3 separate regions of the Homo sapiens genome follow, and all the other regions are linked to region 2. Evidence: chromatin loops called from intact Hi-C (ENCODE). Cell type or tissue: HCT116. All regions are shown on one strand. Links, peaks and the distances in the headings refer to the core of each region. The heading gives the core; the rest is flanking DNA. Region 1 overlaps ATP8B4 (ATPase phospholipid transporting 8B4 (putative)). Region 2 holds the start of LOC102724587 (a long non-coding RNA gene). Region 3 has its middle 26 kb from the start of ATP8B4.

Evidence for each region. Hi-C counts contacts between places; a loop is a spot of excess contacts. Peaks named below come from ENCODE experiments on the same cell type or tissue, not always from the same donor. Only the 100,000 strongest peaks of a DNase experiment are listed, where the experiment ranks them.
Region 1: it touches region 2 in a loop (2.2-fold over the local background); 15 of 110 quality-filtered maps call a loop at or near these places.
Region 3: it touches region 2 in a loop (15-fold over the local background); 12 of 110 quality-filtered maps call a loop at or near these places.

What each region holds. Positions count from the first base shown.
Region 1 is chr15:50,047,975-50,055,800 of GRCh38, forward strand. The region is part of intron 3 of ATP8B4 (ATPase phospholipid transporting 8B4 (putative)); the gene reads right to left. Among named protein-coding and RNA genes, the nearest start is that of ATP8B4, 67 kb to the right of the region's middle. In HCT116, for the core only: a CTCF peak has its summit at 4,045 (motif pointing left); a DNase peak (open chromatin) is centred at 4,027.
Region 2 is chr15:49,873,027-49,880,852 of GRCh38, forward strand. It overlaps ATP8B4 (ATPase phospholipid transporting 8B4 (putative)), which reads right to left. Exons shown (of 28, transcript NM_024837.4): 24 at 6,350-6,433; 25 at 3,252-3,497. It overlaps LOC102724587 (a long non-coding RNA gene), which reads left to right and starts at 4,273. Exons shown (of 3, transcript NR_187946.1): 1 at 4,273-4,402; 2 at 7,559-7,667. In HCT116, for the core only: CTCF peaks have their summits at 2,580 (motif pointing left) and 3,911 (motif pointing right); a DNase peak (open chromatin) is centred at 3,935.
Region 3 is chr15:50,141,492-50,149,317 of GRCh38, forward strand. It overlaps a transcript of ATP8B4 not described here. Among named protein-coding and RNA genes, the nearest start is that of ATP8B4, 26 kb to the left of the region's middle. In HCT116, for the core only: a CTCF peak has its summit at 4,104 (motif pointing left); a DNase peak (open chromatin) is centred at 4,090.

The sequences.
Region 1 (7,826 bases), core at 1,130-6,129, 170 kb after region 2:
TTATTATGAGGAACCCAAATCTGCCTCCCTATAACTTCTTTTTTTTTAATAACTATTTTTTTCTACTTTTATTTTAGGTTCAGGAGCATGTGTGCAGGCTTGTCACATGAGAGAACTACATGTCACTGAGGTTTGGTGTATGAATGATCCTGTCGTCAGGTAAAGAGCATGTTAGAGTGGGTGGAGAGCTAGACATTAACAGGAGGGGAGCTCCTGGGAAAGGAAACCTCTGGGAAGGCTCACACCTGAGGGACCACCCAAAATTTGCATATTAATGCCATTTCTAATGCTTGTCGGGGGGCACTTAGTCATATGTGGGTAGGAGAGCGAGAAGGTAGCCACACAGAAAGAAACACCGCGGAATGCCTCTTAAGACACCCCAATAATCATTCACTCTGCAGTTAAAATGTCAGAATGTCGTTAGCTACATGCTAATAAGAAGGGCAAAGGGGGCCAAGCACAGTGGCTCACGCCTATAATCCCAGCATTTTGGGAGGCAGAGGTAGGTGGATCACTTGAGGTCAGGAGTTCGAGACCAGCCTGGCCAACAAGATGAAACCCCCTCTCTACTACAAATACAAAAATTAGCCAGGCATGGTGGTGCACGCCTGTAATCCCAGCTACTGAGGAGGCTGAGGCAGGAGAATCGCTTGAACCCAGGAAGCGGAGGTCGCAGTGAGCCGGAATTGCACCACTGCACTCCAGCCTGGGTGATGGAGCAAGACTCTGCCAAAAAAAAAAAAGGAAAAAAGATGGGCAAAGGGGACATTACCAAGAGAAACCTGGCACCACAAGTACAGATTAGGACACACAAGGAAATTCCAAAGAGATATGTAGGCCCAACAGGTATAGATTTGACCACTATACAACCTTTCTGGGGTGGCAGCAATGAGCAGGGCCACCATCAGACAGGATTTGTACTGATCACCAGCCCACACATGCACATTAACCAACAGTAAGGGAGGGTCCCACAAGCCTAGGTGAGGAGTTAAGGCAGGAGCGGGAAAAACTAGGCAAAGGAGAAAGGTGGAGACTTGAGACAGGGGCAGTAATTTGCAGAAAAAGTCCAGCATGATAAAGCTCCCTGTGCAGAACCTTTGGAACTGTTTTCGCACAGGATCATCCCACTCCTCCTTTGGGGTGTACCCATTTTTCCTACAATAAGCTCTTTACAATATATTTCTTTTCAATAAAATTTTTTGCTATCTTTGTACTGTCTCTTGGTTGAAATCTTTCTTCCAAGTTAGACAAGAGCTGGGACATCCACTCTCCCTAGTAACAAGCATAGTATCCAATAGGTAGTTTTTCAACCCTTACCCCACCCTTTCACTCTCCTCACTCTAGTAATCCCCAATGTCTATTGCTGCTGTATATGTCCATGAGTACTCATTGTTTAGCCCCCACTCATAAGTGAGAACTTGCAGTCTTTGGTTTTATGATCCTGTGTTAATTCACTTCAGATAATGGCCTCCAGCTTCACCCATGCTGCTGCAAAGGACATGTTTCATTCTTTTTTTATGCCTGTGTGGTATTCCATGGTGTATATGTACCACATTTTTCTTTATCCAGTCCACCATTGATGGGCATCTAGGTTGACTCCATGTCTTTGCTATTGTAAATAGTGCCGTAATGAACATACAAGTGCATGTGTCTTTATGGTAGAACGATTTATTTTCCATTGGGTGTATACCCAGTAATTGGATTGCTGGGTCAAATACTAGTTCTGTTTTAGGTTCTTTGAGGAATTGCCACACTGTTTTCCACAATGGCTGAACTTATTTACACTCCTACCAACAGTGTATAAGCATTCCTTTTTCTCTGCAACCTCAACATCTGTTATTTTTTTTTCTTTTTTTACTTTTTAATAATGGCCATTCTGACTGGTGTGAGATGGCATCTCATTGTGGTTTTGATTTGCCTTTCTTTAATGATTAGTGGTATTTAGCATTTTTTCATATATTTGTTGGTCACATGTATGTCTTCTTTTGAGAAGTGTCTTCTTGCCACATAGCAAATTCCATGCCTGGGGTCACCTAGACCAAGTCTAAGGCCTTTCTATGTTGATAACCTTCAAATACTTGAGAACCACTCATAGGACTCCCATAAATATTTATTCTGACTCAGACATTCCCAAACCTTTCAACCATTCTCTATGATTTATTTTACAGACATTTCTTCCCAGTGAGGCTCTTTTGGGTCCATCCCAGCTTCTCTGCATCTCTCTTAAAACATGATGCCTAGAACCAAACACAACTGCAGATCTAGCTCAACAAGTCTATGTATAGTAAGGACTTTGATGTCCTGTGTTCTGAACTATTGTACTGACATGTCCAAAGATTTCATTGGCATTCTGGCAATTGTGTCTCACTATATCTTCATATTAAGTTTTGATCAACAAAAATTCCTAGATCATTTCTACATAAATCACTATTAAATCATCTTTCCCTTTCTATACATTTATAGTTGGTTTTTAAAATATTTATGTATACATCTTTCATATTTCCTATTACACCAGCCTAATGAAAAAATATTTAATCTTGAGTATACTATCTAAAGCATTAAATATTCCTCCCAGCTTTGTGTCATCAGAAAATTTCAAACACATGCCTTTTATATGTTCTTCCAAAGCTGTAGACAAATATACATTAAAAAAAAAACAGGCTAAATGCACCAAAAGAAATTTTAATTAAACCAATAAAGCTATGGCAAACTACTAGAGACCTCTCTACAAATTAATGTTAACAATTTTTTCAGGTTTAATATGTTTTATATAAAACATATTAAATATGTTTTATTTAACCACTTGTAAAGCCATGTAACTATATTATTTGAGGCTTAATTCTATCCTATCCACAAAGATAACATGAGAAATTTGGGGTGACAGATATTACTGAAATTCAGAATCAATATGCCCAGAATAATATTTTTTAAATGAGGTTAGTTTGGGGTAACTTGTTTTAGGTGAACCTACACTGGCTCCTAGCCATCACTCCTATCTGTTTTTTTAGAGTCCAGTCATCTGTTAAATGACCATTTTTAACATTTGATATGGTTGGGCTGTGTCCCTACCCAAATCTCATCTTGAATTGTAGTTCCCATAATCCTCACATGTCGTAGGAGGGACCCGATGGGAGATAACTGAATCATTAGAGTGGTTACCCTGATGCTGCTATGCTCATGATAGTGAGTGAGTTTTCACAAGATCTGACCATTTTATAAGGGGCTTTCCCTTCTTTTGCTCAGCACTTCTCCTTGTTGCCTCCATGTGAAGAAGGACGTGTTTGCTTCCCCTTCCATCATGACTCTAAGATTCCTTAGGCCTCCCCAGCCATGCTGAACTGTGAATTAATTAAACCTCTTTTCTTTATAAGTTACCCAGTCTCAGGTATGTCTTTATTAGCAGCATGAAAACGGACTAATACAACATTTGTCAGGAATCAAGGTGTCCAGTTTTGTGCTACAAGTTCTGGGAAAATAAGAAGAGATGTCAAGAGAAGAGTTTCCAGCTTAGTTGGTCTGATGCACATTAATGTACTGAAAACCGTTCTGAAAGCTAATAATGATGATATTGCAGTATGTTAACTACTCAAGAAGTTAACACACTGCAAAATAGGGTGTTGGTACTGTCAATCACATGTTTTTCTAAAGAAAGGATTTGGAGAAAAGAATGGGGAAGATTAAAGCTAAGGAGAAAATACAGTTAAATAAGGAGCTCACATTCCTAATTCTGTTTTATATTTTCCTTCTAACTTAAAGCTAAAATAGAGGTTAGCCTAGCATCTTGCAAAAAGGACATATGCAATGTCTATAACTGTCAAAACCACGGCAGGAATTATAAAGACACTCTCCTACAAAACTGAGTTCCATATAGGTAAAGAGCTAATTCTGTGGGATAAATAATGCCAAACAGAAACTATGACAATTTTCTCCTATTTGCTTAGCATGACATATAGCAATGATTGTGTTTGTTCTACTCGTTCTGTTGTAACTTAGTCACAGATGATGAAAACCCTCACAGCTTTGAATGGGAACAAGGAACAAGGGCTCCCCCTCCTGGAAAATCTCTGGGCCAGTCTACTTTTCTTTGTTTTTCAACCAAAAGCAAAACACATTTCCATTTCCACTGCCCTGTCCAAGCATATGAGTACTGCATTGGTAAGACCTTAAATCAGGCACATTAATATTTAGTCATTTCATAGGCTATAGGCCTACAGTCCAATCTGAGTACAGTTCATTCCATAATAAGGCACAGAAAGATCTTCACCACTATCCTCTCAGAAGTACTTTCCCACCATGAATGACTACAAACATCCCAATCCAGAAGAAAAGGAGTAGACTCCACGGAGCCTCTTTGGTGCTGATAAAAGCCAAACTAGAGGCCACGGCATTAGCTTGTTAGTGAGGAGGAATGGTTAACAGATTCCATGATGAGGTAGGCTTGGGCTCACAGTCACAGGTGATGCCAGACCAGGGCAGGGTCCCACATAGTGGGAAAGTGCCTCCCCGTAAATGAATGTGAGGAAGCACATGTTCCCTGTGGAAAATGTGCTTCCAAGAGGGAGAAGGGCAAAGATGAGCTGAGGCCCATTATTCCTCCAAGATTGGCCCATCGGGTCAATGACTTCATCTCACATGTGGCAGAGTAGTAATGGAGTTGGGAGAGAGTGTCACACCAGTAGAGAACCCTCCACCTGGAAGGCAATGTCATTGCTTCTCTAAAATATTTTAACGCAAAGGCCCTTAGGTAGGCAAAAGGTGGCACACTTGGGGATCTAGAAGAGGGCCTATGAGGCTGGACTGCAGAGATCAGCACAGACTAGATGGAGTAGTTCCTCAGAATACATACTAAGAATTTTAGTCGTCCTTATTATCAAGACCAAAAGAGTCTTTATTATAAAGACTAATAAAGACTAAAATCCTAAGTGAAGGGGGAATTACTGAAACATCTTAAGCAAAGAAGTAACTTGAGATTTTTATTTTAAAATATCACCCTAGCTAGGTGGAAAACAAATCAGTGGTAACACAAGAATAGATATGAAAAGAGCGATGAGGAGGTCTTTGCATTAGTCCAGGTGAAAGATGATGCACAGCTTGGATCAGGGTGGGGACAGAAGGAACGACCATGAATGGTAATAATTACTGACATTTATCAAGCTCTTACTATGTGTACTAAGAGTTTTACATTTTACAGCTCATCTTATCCCACAACATTCTTATGAAATAGGTACTATTATTTCCTTTCTGTAGAAGGGAAATCCAAGGTTCAGAGAGATTAAGTAACTTACTAACTTACACGAGTTGACACAGCTTGTAAGTGGTGATTGTAAGAGCCAGGATTTGGATCTAGCAATAGACATTCTGCTCCAGAGCCCACCCTCTTCACCACTGTGCTGCCCCAATTCATTGCAAAGCAGTTATCTCTTCTGCTTTCAGAGTAATCTGCCCTTGCTCTCTCTTCCAGTCTGCATTTCAAGCCTGCTGCCACTTTCTTACCAAAGGAAATTCAGTTTATTTACCTTCTCCTCTCTAGTCAAGCCCTTCAGGCAGAGCCCTCGTTCTACTGCCTGATGTATGCTTACAGTTTCCTTGGATTCTCTTTCAGTTCCCCTCAAGAATGATTCTCTTGGCCCCTAACAAAGCTCAATGCAGACAAATAGTAGACATAACCACTCCCTTACTTTAGCTTTCAACAGAAGCACAGTGGCCAAAGTCCTTTATATTTCCAGCATTTACTACTTGGTGGGGGGGTGGGGTGAAGGTGGGGAATAAAGTAAAGAAAATGGAGTAAAAATGACAAATTTTTCAGAGATGGGCTACCAAATAAAATATTAATAAAATGGGAAGTATTATTTTTTCTAGAGATCCTCATTATACATGCAAATTAAGTATATTGCTTAAGTAAACAAAGCAAATAGAAAATAACAAACTCTGCTATATTAGCAAACATTTGGAGCATTTGGGAGATTGCCTCAATTTTTCCACTGGCAAAATGGAACTAATAACATTTCTCATATATTTATAGGACTATCATGGAAATGAGAGCATAGATGTAAAAATATTTCTGCTAAATTGAAAGAATTATGCAAATATAGGATTTTTGTGAGTGATCCCAAATAATTCAACTGTATCAAGAAATGCAATGTACTAGTCAGGATAACCAGCTATGCTACAGTAATAACTCCAAAATCTTCACAGCTTAACCCAGTAAGAGTTTGTTTCTTGTTCATGCTACTTGCCCAACATGAGTCTCCTCATCAGATACTCATAACGGAGCACCCACCATCTCCAATGCTTCGAGGTATATTACCAGAGGAAAAAGAAGCTCTGAACAGTCTCACTCTCAAATGTAATGCTTCAACCCAAATGCTCACAACTTACTGGCCAAAAGAGTCACCATGGGTCCAAAAGACAGAAAGCTAGAAACATTAATGGATATCACTAATGGCTATTGCAACCAGTAATGGACGCTAACCTAGTATTTTGAGAGTAAGAGACATATCTACTAGCAAATATATCAAAAACCAACTGGCTGGGCACGGTGGCTCACGCCGGTAATCCCAGCACTTTGGGAGGCTGAGGCAGGCGGATCACAAGGTCAGGAGATCGAGATCAGCCTGGCTAACATGGTGAAACCCCATCTCTACTAAAAATACAAAAAAATTGGCCGTGTGTGGTGGCAGGTGCCTGTAGTCCCAGCTACTTGGGAGGCTGAGGCAGGAGAATAGCATGAACCCAGGAGGCTGAGCTTGCAGTGAGCCGAGATCGTGCCACTGCACTCCAGCCTGGGCGACAGAGGGAGACTCCGCCTCAAAAAAAAAAAAAAAAAAAAAAAAAACAAAAAAAAAAAAACACCAACCTCAGCACTTTAAATTCAGTCCTGTTAACGACACATGTAATATTCCTTTGACTATTTCCTCTCCCCATCAGCTAAACAATGTGCCAAATTCCTTAGTTTCACGAACTGGATAGATTCATCTCCCATCCATAATTCCAGGGTCAAATTAGCTTAAGGCAAGTACATGGCCCACCCTCCTAATTACAATTTTGAATTCAGACACTGGCACATAAACTACGTCAATTCTGAAATTTGCTGATAATGTAAGCTTTCTCTTTTCTATTGCATTCCAATCTGGAAACAAGTAGCCCTAGAGATTACTAACAGCAACTTGGGGCTATGAGTGGGGAGGCTGCCAAGAACAAACTCCGCACTAAAAATGCAGGGCCAAGAAATGCAGAGAAAGAAACTAGACCAAGCCTCTCCTGAGACTAGCCCTATCTCTGGACTTTTCAGCTACATGATCTGTCCATTCAACTCAAACTAAGTCAATTTGAGTTGGTTTTTCTTTTACTCTCAACCAACCAAACACCAGGTAAGAACATTCATAATATATGCAAGATCAGTTTGCTTTTTAAATAATAGCTTACTTGTATCTCTATGTTTGTCTTAAAGAATGCATCCCAGAAGGCTTAAACCCAAATGAGCTCAGCAGTTGTCCAGAGACACTGCCTACGTCTATGAATCCCACAAGCCCCAGGAGCTTTTGCAATCAGTACCACAGTTTCCTCACTATCAAATCATCATCCCACATTTGATGAAACATTTGTACATCATGACAACTATAAAAAGTAACCTTCCAGAGCTTGAGGGGGAAAACATCTAGCCCTTCTTGCCACAAAAGGAGGCAAATACAGTATTTTTATGGTACAATCCAGATTCCAGAGACAGAAATAATCCTGACTAATAAGGGAGAGATTATCTCTAAGCCATAAAATAAAAAACAAAAAGGGATTGTGTCCACAAACTACTGGCATAAAAGAGGAAGTAG
Region 2 (7,826 bases), core at 1,633-6,632:
CGAAATTAAAAGTTTTTTAAAGAAATTATTCCTGTTTGAACAAGATGTATTCATTATTTCCCAAGCAACAAAAGGTTATCCATTTTTTAATTATAAAATAATTCAAAGTAATACTCTAAATCAGTGAAGGGCTGCTGAGAAGGGTAATTTGCACCCTTCAGCTGAAAATGATACAATCTATTTGGAAAGCCATTTGGCAATATGTGTCAAGTGCCTTAAACTTCCTTATGTCTTCTAGCCCAGAATTCCCACCTTTAAGGAGATAACCTTAGAAAATAACTAGAGGATCATGCTGAGAATTATGTACTACATGAAACTTTGCCATTGTATCATTTGCCATAGTGAAATGTAGACGCAATCTAACAGCAACATGGTTGAATAAATTATGGCATATTCATACGGTGGAATACTACAGCCATTAAAAGGGATATTTCAAAGAATATTTTATAAATAAGATAAATGCTTGTGACACAAAGTTAAGTGAAAAAATAAGACATAAAATTATATATATATAATCCGATTTCCATTTTTTTCATGCTAACCCTGATTTGTGATTACATGTGAATTTTAATTTTTCCCTGCATTTTTATGCTTTTCTTGAATTTCCTGCAATGTATTCCTTTTATAATAAGACTAAAAGGATTTTGTGTTTTTAGGGCAGAGGCTCCACAGGTACATACATGGCCTAAGTTTCTGCCTGGCTGCAGGAGGTGTGGCGACCGCAGCACATCCCACCTTCTGAGGCCATGCAGTACTTGACTCTCCCTGCACTGCCTTGCTTTTGAAGGCATCTAAAATCTCTCACTTTTCCCCATACCACATTTCACAGCTGGGTCATTCTGCTGGACTCAGCACAGGAGGACCCTCTCTCAGACTGGTTGGAAACTTTGGGCACATTTGAAAACTGTCAACACAATCTGTAAACACATCAGTTATAATGATTCTTTCCTAGGAACTTGACACACCCAGATGAACTCTCTTGTTATGACAGGATCAGTAGCAGGAGAATTTCCTCTCAACATCTCCCTCATTTATTCAATACTCAAGAAATATCCATTGTGTGTCACACTAACAGGTGATGTGCTCAGCTCTGGGTATACAGCGATTAACAGACATTTCCACTGCCTTCGTGAAGGTTACACTCTAGGAGGTAGAAAGACATTAAACGAGAGAACACACCACTAAATTTGTACTTACAAGGGGAGATGACAACTATGAGATAAAATAATTGATTTCTATTCCACTAGAGAAAATAAAGGGGCCTTAGTTTAAATGGATCCAGGGAGGCCCCTCTGAAGAAATGACATGTGAGGGAAACTGAGAGAAGAATGTTCCAGGCAGGAAAGAGCAAAGCCATAAGGCAAGCAAGAGACTGGTGAATTCCAGGAGCAGAACAAAAGCCAGTGTGGCTGGGGCGTGTGAGTAATGGGATTGGAGGGATGGCTAGGACCACTATTGTCCTTGAGGAGATGGAAGGCAGAGAATAGATTTTGAAGAGACAAATGGCCATTAAGGTCTGAAGCAAATGGATTTGGATTTCCTCTTGCAAAACATCCTGAATGAGGGGCTAATGGTTACTTTGAGCCTAAGGTGTGAATCCTCTCTGAAAAAACATGGATATCATTCTATATCATTCTTATAAAACTTGGATAATCAAGGGTTAGAAATTTCAAAAGTTTATTTTAAAAACTTCAAGCGACAAGAAGTCACTTGAAGCTTTTAAAATAAACTTTTGAAGTTCTGTAATTTTTTCGTGACTAAACAATGTTTTTAAAATGTGATAGTTTCTGTGGGCTCTCAACTTGTGAGAAAGTAGAAATGTGATTTCAACATTCAACTGGAATAAGAACTGTATGTTTTATGAGAAAAACAGCTTCTAAACATAAAGTTAATATAAAAACATGGCACTGGCACTATTGTAATAGCACATAAAACAAATTATGGGCAAGCAAAAAAAAAGAGAAAAAGATGCATGGGCATAACAGCAGGCTTTTTCTAAAATTATAAAGATTAAGTTAACCAAAAATTGTAGGGTTAATTGTGAACACCAGTTTCACACACACACATCTATCCATGTACACATGCACACACACATACACACAAACATTTAATGCTTGTTACATGTCACACCTACAATGACTCTTCCAGGTAATTTATTACCCTTACTTATAAACAGATCATGTTAACAGGACAGTATGAAGAATGTTTTCTATTTGCTGCTTCTTCAGATAGTGGCCTTTTATTTCAGTTACTACCTTTCAAATAATCTCTTGGAGTACCGAGGAACAGGTCTGAGCCAGAGGTGAATCAGCTGTTACCACTAAAAAGATGTCCCTGTACACCCCACCACTGTCTTCTCTATGGAAGGAGAATCCAGAGAATTGGAAATGTACCCTCATGACAGAGAAGATCACCTAATTATTAACAGTTTGCTCAGTAATCAAAAGACAACAAAATAAAACAGAGGTCACATAGCTTGCTGTACCTACTCGGAGCTACAGATAGTAATAGAGGAAAAGTTTTTCTAACTATGTGCGGTGATGCATGCCTATAATCTCAGCCACCTGGAGGCCAAGGTGAGCAATTACTTAAGCCCAGGAGCTCTAGACAAGCTTGGGCAACATAGCAAGGCCTCCTCTCAAGAAATAAAAGTTTTTGTGAACTCTAACTCAGTATCTAATGGCATTGACCACATTCACAGTAAAAAGGAAATAGAGACACAACTCAAGATGGAAGAAGGTCAATGGAACCTCAAAAAATCATCCCCACCAGAAGAGCTCCTCTGAGTGTGAGATTCGGATATGCCACAGATATAGCATTGAACCTCTTGAATAACTCCATAGAAATGTATTGCCAAGCAAACTTTAGATCTCACTTTAAAACCTGGCAGTTATTAAGTCTTAAAGAAATCATGGGAAAGTTTCTCCTTCTGTTATTGGAATTTTTTTTTTCTTCAAATACAAGAAGGAAATAATAGTATAATCATTTCTCTTTACATACAATGCACAACCCAAAGAAGTGATACATTGTGAGGTTTCTACTAACATGAATGTTACAGACGCCTAATGCTAATTCTCCCCAGTAATTTATGTTAAAGCTTCCTGCTTTCATCTCAAAATGTGTACTTAAAAGGACAGCCCCAGTATTCCTTTAGGATTATTTCCCCCCAACAAGTAGACAAAATCAATCAACAATGAAATAGTAAAAGTTGTAAACCCATCAAGTTAAGGTGCTTACACCGACAGCGTTACCTGCACACTGACCACAATGACCAAAGATGTGGCCATGGTAACTGCAAAGGACTGGTAGTCAGCAATATGTTGCCCATCTTCTCCAGCCACGTTGTAAAAGGCCCCATAGGGGATGAAGAAAAGGACTAATGAGGTGTAGATTCCATGCAACACGCAAATGAAAAATTTACGCTTGTTAAAAAGCAGATTCAGCTGTCCTGGTTTGTAGAGCTGGGGACAGTCCACGCTGTTCTGGTCACTCACATCCTGTAAACAGAGTGTAATTTCAGTGGAGAAGGATTAAAAAGAGTCAGAGAGGCCTTGTATTCCCTATCTTCAGAAATAGCAAATGCCTGTTTAAACATGTCCTAAAATGCACTACTCACTGGGCCAGAACAGGACATTATCTTGTTTGTATTCCCACAATAAACCAGAAGATAATAAAATGATCTCTACTTTACAGAGAAGGAGCTTGAGTCTCCAAGAGAGATTCATGAGAGGTCACACAGCTCGTAAGTAGCAGAACCAGGGCTTGGTTTGAGCCTAGCTATTTGGCTTCAAATTGAAGTTTCTTTCCTACACTCTCCTGCAGGCTGTCAGAAGCATTCGTGCTCCCAGAATTCCAGCACATCATGTGCAGCCAATGGGCCCCAGAAGTTAATTGTCAAGGTAGTGAGTGGTAGTGACCAGGAGATGACAGCAGAGAGCTGTGGAGTCAGAATTGTCAAATCAGAGCTCATGACTTTGGAGGGAAGTGAGCAGGAAGAAGAGAGCAGGGAAAAGGGGAAACTGCATTTGGGATTCCAGGTGAGAAGGAGGCTGGGATGAGGATCCTACCCAGTGAGAATTTTAACAGCAGTTACCAGGTGTTCAGGACAAAGAAAGAATATAGACAGAATGAGAAGGTGGCACATTTGACACCAACCAGGTCCCAAGAGAAACTAAATGCTTATCAAACCTAATGTGCACACAAATCGCCTGGGAAACAGATTGTGATTCAATAGGGCTGAGGGCCCAAGACTGCATTTCCAGCCAGCTCCAAAGTAATGCTGATAACCACAGTGAGCACCAAAGCCAAATGCCAAAAACCAAAAAGGATGGCAAGAATCAACCACAGGGGACATCAGAGGACCACAGGTGGAGGAGAAGAGGCGAAAGTGGAAGCAACACAGGTGGTGAACTATTGTGGGAGAGGAACATTCCCCTTCCTGCTTGTGGGATGGCCCAGGTCTCTCCAAACAGAGTCCCATGGAAAAACACAGGCATATTCTCTTTAGAAAGTCCTGTTTTTAGATGCTTTTGGATGCTTGTTCCCCTAGTTCAGTGACTGAGGGTTATGTGCGCAGGCTTTGAAACAAGACAGTCATGAGCTCAATCCCTGGTAACGGGTTTAGCTGGTGTGTTATCTTAAACCTGTTACTTAATCCGCCTGAGCCTTGGTTTCCTCATGCCCAGAAATGCAAACAATAACACCTCCCACATGGAACTATCGCCATGATTAAACCAGTATGTAAAGTATTTAGTAGAGTTCTTGCCACATCGTAAGTAATAAATATGCCAGATGCTTCTATAAATAACAATTAATAAAATAATGATAATAACAACAATAGCAATAATGTAGCAACCTCAAAGTTAAGAGGCCTGGTTCTAGTCTTAGCCGTGTCACTTATTGGCTGTGTGGCTTTAGGGAAATGACTCTCCAAGGCTTGGTTTCTGCCTTAAAAAATGAGCAGATCTGTTGATGATTGCTGAGGCCTGTCCAGCATAGCATTCCACGATCCTGTGATCAGTTTAAGGGCCAAGGTTGACAAAGCAGGAAAGGAGAGAGGAGCAGACACTCAACTTGATGGTAATAGGAAGCCTTATTATATTTTTTTTGAATTGCACAATAACCATCTTTTCCCAGAAACTGCTTTATTTTTATTATTTTATTCCACATTCTGGGCAGCTACAAAGCTCCAAGAAAAGAAACACTTGTAAACATGGGCGCTGAGAAATGAATGTGCTTAATCCTTTACATCTAAGGTCTTCAGAAGTTCATTACTTTTTTGTATAATTCCAGAAAATATGCCTTTCGCAAACTGCCCTTTTTACATATGAGAAGGGAGACTTAACAACTGACTACAAAGCCAGCCAAATGGGAGACTGGAGTGAGCTCATAATGTGAAGATTTATATTTTGCAATAGACGGCTTTGGCCCAGAAAATGAGGCCTAGCAAATAGGTCTAACAACAGCCTGGAGAAAATGTGGTCTCCTTAAAAATACTTTTTTAAAAAACAAAAAGTCTTTTTAAAAATAAGACACTCTAATTGTGCCACGGAAATTCCACTGGCTAGTCTTTCACTTCCCCACAGGCAGCCAGACTTTTTCCCCTTTCCAGGAAGTCCCTTCCAAGGCTCTGAGTATGCCAAGGATCTACCATTTTTGTGATTGATCCTCTCCTTTCTCCCCACTCAAGCACATTGATGCTGGGACAAAAGAAATCCATGCTCTTTCTTTCCTTGGCCATGGAGCTTCTCATCCTCCTCTCCCACTGGCAGACTGCTCTACTGGTCTGTGGCTCCTGTTCTGGGCTGTGTGTAACAAGGAAGTCTCACTGCAGATGTTCGCAACAAGGGAGTCTCACTGCAGGTGTTAGCCCCCTGTGTTCCAACCTAGCCCCATGATTTTCTATCATTGCATGGTTCTTTATAAGCTCTCAGAGGCTAAGGCAGCATTTCCCCGTGTGTGAACCACAGACACTAGTTCTGAGACATATTAATTAATAGGTGCTATATGAAAACATATACAGTCATAGAAGTTTGGGAAATGCTGGGTTAAAATGAAGTTAAAGAGATTACTTCGTACAGGACTTCTAGAGCCTTTAGAGCAATCTATGGGGTGTGAACCTCTAAGAGAAGAGTAACCAACTTTTATCAAATAATGCTTTTGGGGAAGCTAGGGTATAGGGGTAAGGGAGGCACAGTGGACCTGGAAGCATGTGTGATCCATGCAAAAGCAACTAAAACAACTGCATTCCTAGGGCTGCTACTTAGAATTGTGTTTTCTACTTAGAACCCACAAAAAACTAAAAGGCATAAAAGAGAAACTAAGTTATAAAGATGGAAAAAAAACATACCTGGTCAAAAATCCCCATGGCTAAAACAGGCAGTGATGTGTAAACAATGTTAAAAAGGGTGATGAACCACTGGTCATAAACAGTCTGAAAAGAAATATAACATATAAGTGAGAAACATCATCCATAGTAGTGAGAATATTCACATTTAGGTTAAATAACCAGGTTTTCTGAGGTGGGTGGGAGTTGACTTTTGGAATCAGACAAATATGAATTCTTTCCTAGACCTGCCTCTTATCAGCTCTGGTGCCTTAATGGGATACTAGATCTCTCTAAACGGCAGTTTCTTTATCTCTAAAGTGATGTATACCCTTCCTGCAGTGTGGCAGTGAGGACAAAATAATACATGCAGCAGTACCCCTAACATAGTGCGGGACACGTATGAGCCCCTGACCTTGTGGTGGGTTGCCATTTTATTCTCCAGGTTTTCAGTGGCTTATAATGAGTCCAATTATCTGATCCAAGTGGTAAACAAAGGATTCACTAAAATCTTCAGAGATAAATATAGTAATAAGCCTGTTATTTCTATCCTGTGTTAAAATGGAGAGGTTTTTGCGGGGGAGTGGTTTAAAGCAAGATGGGCATAAATAGCAAAACAACAAAAATATCCCCTCACACCTTTGTAGACTAATTACACAAGAATTCCCTGCATGGGCCTCACTAAAAGTCAATGAGGCATGTGAAGCAGGCATATATCCCCATTTTGCCTATGAGTACACACAGTTGTGGAAACAGAACCTTTCGGTTACAGAGCTTATTATGGGCAAAAGCAAAAATTAAAATCAACTTAATTAGTTAGAAGGTAGTAAGTGCTAGAGAGGAAAGGGGATAGGGAATGTGGGAGGGCTGTAATTGTAATACAGCAGATTGAAGAAAGTCTCACTGAGAAGTGAATTTGAGATAAGACCTGAAGGAAATGGATCTAACATGCAGCTTTCTGAAACAGCTGGAAATGCTGGGACGTGCAGCATTCTATACTGCAAGTAGGCCCCATGAAACAACCCTAAGGCAAGAAAGCATCCACTATGCTCAGAGAACAGCAAGGTGGCCCAGTTGGGTAGAGCAGAGTGACCTGTAGGAAGAATAATGGATGTCAGGAGGTAAGAAGAACAATCCTATGTAACTAAACATGGCTTATTACCTAAGTGAAAGTAGAAGACATTAGAGGACTTTAAGCAAAGGAGCAACCTGGTCTTATTTATATTTTAACAGGATTACTCTGGATGCTATGCTGAGAAGAAACTGAAGACAATGGTGGAAGTGGGAAAGCTTATGACTCAGAATAACTATTTCTAATAACAAATTTTAAGTTCTCTTCATGGTAACTCTCCTTTGTTACTCTCTGATTCCTATTTTCATTATGTGGTCTAAACCCAGCTGTAAGGATTTAGAAAGGGGGACTATATCCAATGACATGCTGATAAATGTTTAACAACAGGCTAAAAAAAAAAAAAAGCCGGCCAGGTGTGGTGGCTCACAC
Region 3 (7,826 bases), core at 1,534-6,533, 270 kb after region 2:
CATAATACTTATTGAGCGTCTCTTAAGTAACAGGCATTTCACTCACCAAGAGACTGATAAGGACAAAATCTTTCCCCTCAAAAAGCTCACGATCTTCCATGAGAGGAAGATATGTAAACAGGTGATTTATACACACATTGTGTGAGAACTTGTGAAGGAGCCGCACTGTGCATATGTGGCTATTTAATTTTAAATTTATTAAAATTAAATAAGAGTACAGAAAATGGGTGAATTTTATGGCATGTAAATTATACCCCAATAAAGTTGTTTTAAAGAGTTAAAATTTTTTAAAAGTGAAATAAAATTAAGAATTCCTTTCCTCAACCACACTAGCTGGGTTTCCAGTGGCTGCCATATTGGACAGCACACACAACATATTTCCCTGAACACAGAAAGTCTGCACAGCACTGTGAGAGAGGTGTTGCGGTAAGCCAGAGGAGGGAGCAACTTCTCTGCTTGAGGAGGGCACATAAGGCTTCACATATGGCATGTCTGAGGGGCTCTTGAAAGACGAATACGAGTTTTTCCTAAAATGTAAAAACTGAGGTAGGGAAAGAGGAAGTGGACAGAATGTACAAAGGCAGAGAAGTTGCATGGTGTGTTCAGGGAATGCTGAGAAATATAACTAGAAACACTGGTTGTGTGGGACTCAGGAGTGAGTTATGATGCTGAAGAAGTAGGTCCCGAACAGGAGCCATGGGGCAGCTCTGGATGCCGAAGGAAAGCAGCTTTTATCCCTGATGGCAAGGAAGCCAACAGTGATGTTCACTTGTTTTTATGTTCATTTTTTATGAATAGACTTTTTATTGCAATATAATATACATACAGAAAAACACACAGAGCATCCAGGACACAACTCAGAGTTATCACGAAAGGTACCCAACTGTATAATCACCATCAAGGTCAAGAAACAACATGTCAGCACCTCAAAAGCCCACCCTGTCACGCCCCTTCCCACTCACCATCCACTTCCTCCTCCCCAAAGCAACTCTAGCCTAGATTTAACCCTACGGATCTGTTTTGTATTTTAATAGAGGTTTTTCAAGCAGGAAAACAACACGGCTATATTTCATTTTGAAGAACATCTTGGCAGCTCAGTGGAAGAGTCTGTGGTACAAAGAAATGGTGGTAGAAAGCAACGAGGAATGATAAAGATGGCTCTAGTTTAAGGTAGTAATGAAAAGAGGCTGATGTCCAGGGAATCTTAGTAATAAAAATCATAGCATTTACTGAGTCCTGGATACTTTCCAGGCACTGAAGTGTGGGCATGGCATAGATCTTAACATTCAATACCCCCATGCAATCCTCCAAAGTCAGTAGGCATGCAGGGAGGGAGAGGCAAAGCCAAGACTCAATTACGCACACATCTGCTTCCACCATCCATGGCCTTGACTGTTACTCTGCCTCTGTTTCTACTATCCTCCCTTTTGAGAAGAAACGAACTGTTTCAGGCTCTGACTATGTATAATGCATAGGAAGGAGTTAAGAATGAATTAAATGCTTAGCTTAGGAGAGAAGCTGAAGACCTGGAGATGCCAGGACCTTCCTTTGAGGATATCAACCTCATCAAAGCCCTCATTTCCCTTAAAGGCAAGAACTTTTCTTCTAAAAATAGAAATTGAAGAGCAAGTAATTCTAGTTGGCTGCCAAAACTGTGCCATCAGAGGCTTGATGTTGTATTATCTATTGCTGTGTAACAAATCACCCCCAACACTTAGTGGCTTAAAACAACAATATAGTGTCTGTGGGTCAGAAATTCAGGAGCAAGTTGATGGGCAGTTTTGGCTTGCTGCCTTCAGTCAGATACTAGTTGATTCTGCAGTCACCCAGGGGCTTGACTGGGGCTGGAGGAATCATTTTCTGAATGGCTCACTCACATGGTGGGCACATTGGTGCTGACTGTTGAGTAAAGACCTCAGCTTCTCTCCAAGTAGATCTCTCCATAAAGCTGCTTTAGTGTCCTCATAGCATGCAGCTGGCTCTCCTCAAAGTGAGTGATCCAAGACACTAAAGCAGAAACTACAAAGCTTTTGATAAGCTAACCTCAGAAGTAACATATTTTTACTTTCACAATATTCCATCAGTTATTGACTATACAGAGTCAGCCGTGATTCAGTGTGGTCATTTCACAGTGCATGAGTACCAGGCAGCATGAATCTCTGGAGGTCAACTTAGAGGCTAGGTGCCACAGTAGTAAAGGGTGGCTTTGTGCAAATCACAAGTGTTCTATGAAGCATTTCAAATGGAAACAGGGAGGGATGATTCTGCATTCCTGACAGATGGAACAGCGTGATTAAAGGTACCATGTTATATGCCCTCTGTCTGATTTGGCTAAAGTGAACTAATCATGAGTGAGGGGGAGAAAACCCAGAAAATACAGGCCTACGTTGTAGACTGCCTTGCATGTCTGAAAAGGGAACATCAACTTCACCTGTAGATAAATGGGAGCCACACATGCTATCTCAGTGAAAGGATGACATGTAAGGATCATAAAACATTAGAATGGAAGGGCTTTTTGAGACCAACTTCCTATCAATAGACTGTTTTCATGGTGCCCTGGAAGCTGAGCCAATTCAGGTCCCTTTGTTTTACCAAAGGAAACATACTAGGTCAGGGTTGTGCCTTAGGAAGGCAATCCTGGCCACAATGTGGAAAATCGATTTAGAGGAGGGAAGAATGGAAGCAGGGATGCCAAGTTGAAACCTTAGTCCATTTCCCAGTATGAAAAGCCTAAAGTATGATGATGGTGGTAGAAATGCAAAGGAGGGGAAGAGACGTGAAAAACATTCTGAGATAATTATATTGAACATGATAGACTTTTGCATTCACAGTGTATTAGTCCATTTTTCACACTGCTGTAAAGAAATACCTGAGACTGGGTAATTTGTAAAGAAAAGAGGTTTGATTGACTCACAGTTACGCATGGCTGGGGAGGCCTCAGGAAACTTACAATCATGGCAGAAGGCAAAGAGGAAGCAAGGCACATCTTACGTGGCAGCAGGAGAGAAGAGCAAAAAGGGAAAATGTCAAACACTTACAAAACCATCAGATCACATGAGACTCACTCACTATCTTGAGAACAGCATGGGGGCATTACCTCCCACCAAGTCCCTCCCTTGACACATGAGGATTACAATTCAAGATGAGATTTGGGTAGGGACACAGAGCCAAACTATATCACAAAGTTAAGGCATGTTTTCCTTCACTTCATCATGAAAGAATAACCTAATATGAGATGACATCATTTGCAATTACCCTTGTTTTTTTTTTTACATCTTTCTTCCTATCCACAGGGCCTACCTTTCCCTAACTATCAACTCATATCTATGATTTCCTTCAGCACCTTTTTCAAAGTTCACTTACTCCTGGAAGCCGTCACGGACTACTCTCAGCTGATCAGATCACTCCTGCCCTCTACACTTATGGAAGCAGTTGCTTCCATATCATATTACACTACTGAATATCGTAGAAAATATTTCGTTCTTAAAGCCTAGCTGAGCCATGAAAAGCAGTGACTGATATTAAATAGAACTTTTTGCAAGATCTATTGAGTTAACCAGGGGTATGGTATTACCTCTACAATCCCAGCTATATGTACCACATCCTAATCTGAGTTAAAATGAACCTTGATATTTAGTTTACTTTTTGGCTTTGACTACTTTTTACTTGTTTTAAAAATCAGGATAAAACAAAATTGAACAAAAAATAAAGAGGTAAAGTGCATTCAATAAAGAGATTTTAATTAACACTGGGCATAAAAATACATTTTACTGAATCTTAAGGGTTTTTTAACATTTGCTGTTTATAGTATCTTGTCTGATTTGAGAGGCTATCAAATCACAGATCAGTCATACATTGATTCAGGATCAGTCTCTTTCTTTTTTCAGTATATTACATTACTGAGGGATAAACTGGATTTAGAGTTAATTTTAAAAGTTAAATTGGTATTACCTGAAAAATGAATCCATTTAAAATATTTCTGCATTGGGTGGGAGTCTGTCCTAAACACACTCCACAGCTCATCATTCCATGTAGGTGCGTCACCCTATCCCAGAACACAAAGGAAACTTATTCTTGGAGTGTTACTGCCATCTAGTGGAAATTTTACTAAATGTGAATAAATTCTTAAGGCTAATTAGGCCCCCTACTCTCTTCACCGCCACTCTCACCATGTCTTTTTTTCTTTTTCCTTCCTTTCTTTCTTTCTTTCTTACTATCACAGGTGCACTCAGGTACACCAAGAAGAGAAAATGCTTGCTCAGTCATTGGGAACTTTTTTGAAAATTGGTGCTTTGTGCCCAGCAAGACAATATTTCTATTTGGCCAAAGCTACTTTGTCAGAAGATATATGAATATGTCCTAATTTTTGCAAAAAAAGAAATGCAGAAAGGATTAACCAGAAACTAATGGGATTGATTACCTAAAGCAAAAGGATGAAAATGAATGAGAAAGATGGAAAAAGATAGAACTCTTCTGATTATATTTTTATATAGTTTTTACTCTTGAACCACATAAATGTTTACTTTTTTTTTTTTTTTTGAGACGGAGTCTCACTCTGTTGCCCAGGCTGGAGTGCAGGAGCGCGATCTCGGGTCACTGCAACCTCTGCCCTCTGAGTTCAAGTGGTTCACCTACCTCAGCATCCCGAGTAGCTGGGATTACAGGCGTCTGCCACCGTGCCCAGCTAATTTTTTGTGTTTTTAGTAGAGACGGGGTTTCACCATCTTGGCCAGGCTGGTCTTGAACTCTGACCTCGTGATTCACCTGCCTTGGCCTCCCAAAGTGCCGGGATTACAGGCATGAGCCACCACGCCCGGCCTACATTTTCAAATATAAAATTTAGTCACCAGGCTGGGAGGACTGTTAAGTTGAACAGAAACAGAAACAAATCAACCTAAGCATGTATCATATAAAAAATGTAATTATTCAGAACAAGAAAAATAATTATTCCAAGTAACTTGTGAATGTGAAATTCTAACTGGCCACCCTCAGGGAATATTCTAAGGATAATAATTAAGAAAGCCTTGAACTTTACCTGGTAAGGTAAGTTTGTCTTTGGTAGTGGTATTGATGTAGTAATTCTGAAACTACTTTGCGTGTGTTTTAGAATTTCAAATAGATAAACATATTGATCTTGCTGGTGTTGCAGGACTTTTCCTTAGTTCAGCTAAAGACAGGGTCCTTTTCCGTCCCATGGTCACCAACATTTAGGCTCATAGATGGTTTGAAGCGTGAGTAAAGCAGGGTTGTATTGGGTAAAAGGGAAAAAAGGGGAAACAGGGATCCTCCTAAGGCCAGAGTCCCTGCTAGAGAACTTCCCACCCACAAGTTCCACACAGGAAGAGGAGGAGCCTTGAATCCCAGGTTCCACACAGGAAGAGGAACCCTTCTGCAAATGTTGTGAACTTCTGTGTCTCCACCCCAGTGTGCACTCTTCCCAGTGCACAAGCCAGTTGGAGTTTTTCCAGGGATCCTCTTCCCACTTGGCTGTCTCACTGGGAACCAGTTTTCCCATTATGGGAGGGTTGTTTTTTGTTTTTTAAAAGAGATATGGAGTAAAGGAAGAAGACGCAAACTCTTTGGTGTTGGGTTACGAAGTTAGAGGTATCAGTACAAATTCGAGGTCTTTAAAACTATGTATTAGCCAGGCACGGTGGCTCACGCCTGTAATCCCAGCACTTGGGGAGGTCAAGGTGGGCAGATCACCTGAGGTCAGGAGTTCAAGACCAGCCTGGGCAACATGGTAAAACCCTGCCTCTACTACAATTACAAGAATTAGTCGGGTGTGGTGCTGCATGCCTGTAATCCCAGCTACTCAGGAGGCTGAGGCATGAGAATCGCTTGAACTGGGGAGGCGGAGGTTGCAGTGAACAGAGATCACACCACTGCACTCCATCCTGGGTGACAGAGAGAAAGAGACACTGTCTCCAAAAAAAAAAAAAAAAAAAAAGTATATACTTCCTATTTTGTCCATTGAAAGAGCCTAGAAGCAATAACCCTCCTGCAGAAGGAGTATACCTGCACCCTGGCTTCCATGTCTAAACACCATAGTCAAAAGACAAAAGCAGGATCCCACGGAGAAATGGTTGATTCCAGGGCTGGGTCAAGGGAAGCACAAGGTGATCCTGGAACATCTTTTGTTTCAGAACATCAGAACATGCTCAAAAGCTGATCGGGACCTGCCAAAAGACACAGGAGCCAACCAAGATCAATGACACAAAAGAATATATAACATTGAATTTTTTGAAAATTGCTGAGTCTATACCCAACCTTTAAAGGAGGAAAAAAAGAAAAAGAAAAGATGCCAATGAATGCATGTGGAAGGAATGATAGAAACAGAAAATCACCCTCTCAGAACCACCATAGAAATAATAGATTCAGGCAAGGATCATCAAAGAGTGCCAAAATCATTCAGTGGGAAATTGGGGCGTAAAAGAATATTTATACAATCTAAAAGTATAACTCCATGCAATACATATTAATTACAAAGAAGAACTATATCTTTCCAATGCATCTAGCAGTTAGCATTTCTACTAAGTGATCCAACTTAATACGAGCAATAATGGGACAATCAGGCAGCAGATGCCTCCTGGTCTGACACACTGAGAAGGACAGAACACCACTTCTTTAGTGTTCCTGCCAAACTGCAAAACCTGAATCTAATCATGAGGAAACATCACATAAACCCAAGTTAAAGAACATTCAACAAAATACTGGCCTGGACTCCAAAAATGTTAATGTCAATTAAAGACCAAGGAAAAGCTGGGGAACTGCTCTTGATTAAAGGAAACATAAAAGACATAAATAATTATATTTAATATTAAATGCAATCTGTAATCTAGATTGGCTTTTGGATGGTTTACAAAAAAAAAGCTATAAGACATTGCAATGGGTTGAATGTGTCCCCTCCAAAATGTAGGTGTTGCCAATATGACAGTATTAAGAGGTGGGGCCTTTAAAAGGGGATTAGGCCATGAGAGCTCCTCCCTCATGAATGGGATTAAGGCCCTTACAAAAGAGGCTTCATGCAGTATGCATTCCTTGCCATTCCACCTTCTGCCACGTGAGGACACAGCATTCCTTTTCTTGGAGGCTACAGCCTTCACCAGATAACCAAACCTGCTAATGCAAAGGATCTTGGACTTTCTAGCCTCCAAAACTATGAAAAAATAAATTTCTGTTCTTTATAAATTACCCAGTCTAAGGTACTCTGTAATAGCAGCACAAAACAGGCTAACACAGATATTATTGAAGTAATTCGAAAACTGAATAAGAATTCATATTAGATAATAATATTAAATGTAATATTAGATAATAAAATTGTATCGACTTCAAGTTTCCCAAGTGTTATAATTCTGTTGTAGTTAGATTACAAAATTCTCTTGTTTTAAGTGATACGTACTGAAAGTATTTAGGAATAAAATGTTATATTGTCTACAACTATCTCTCAAATGGTTCAACATCATTTCATCCATAAGTACTTAGTATGTATCTCAAAAAGATAAGTATCCCTTTTAAAAATAACAATACATCATGCTATTTTTAAAGCTTCCCAGGTGATTCTCTTGTTCATCTATGAATCAATACTACAGAGATGATAAGCAGAACTAATCTCAGGGGTTAAATGTGAATGTGGTGGTGGCAGTTGAGAACATTGTGTTAAGAACAATTCTGACACATGATTAGGCTCAGCCTAAGATAATGCCATGATTGATTGGCTAGGTCTGCCGTAGTGCCCAGTATGTCCCTGTATATTATCTGAGTCATGTCATAAGCATAAAACACAGAAGACAAGAGAGAGTAAGCTATAGGCCAGAAGTTAGAAA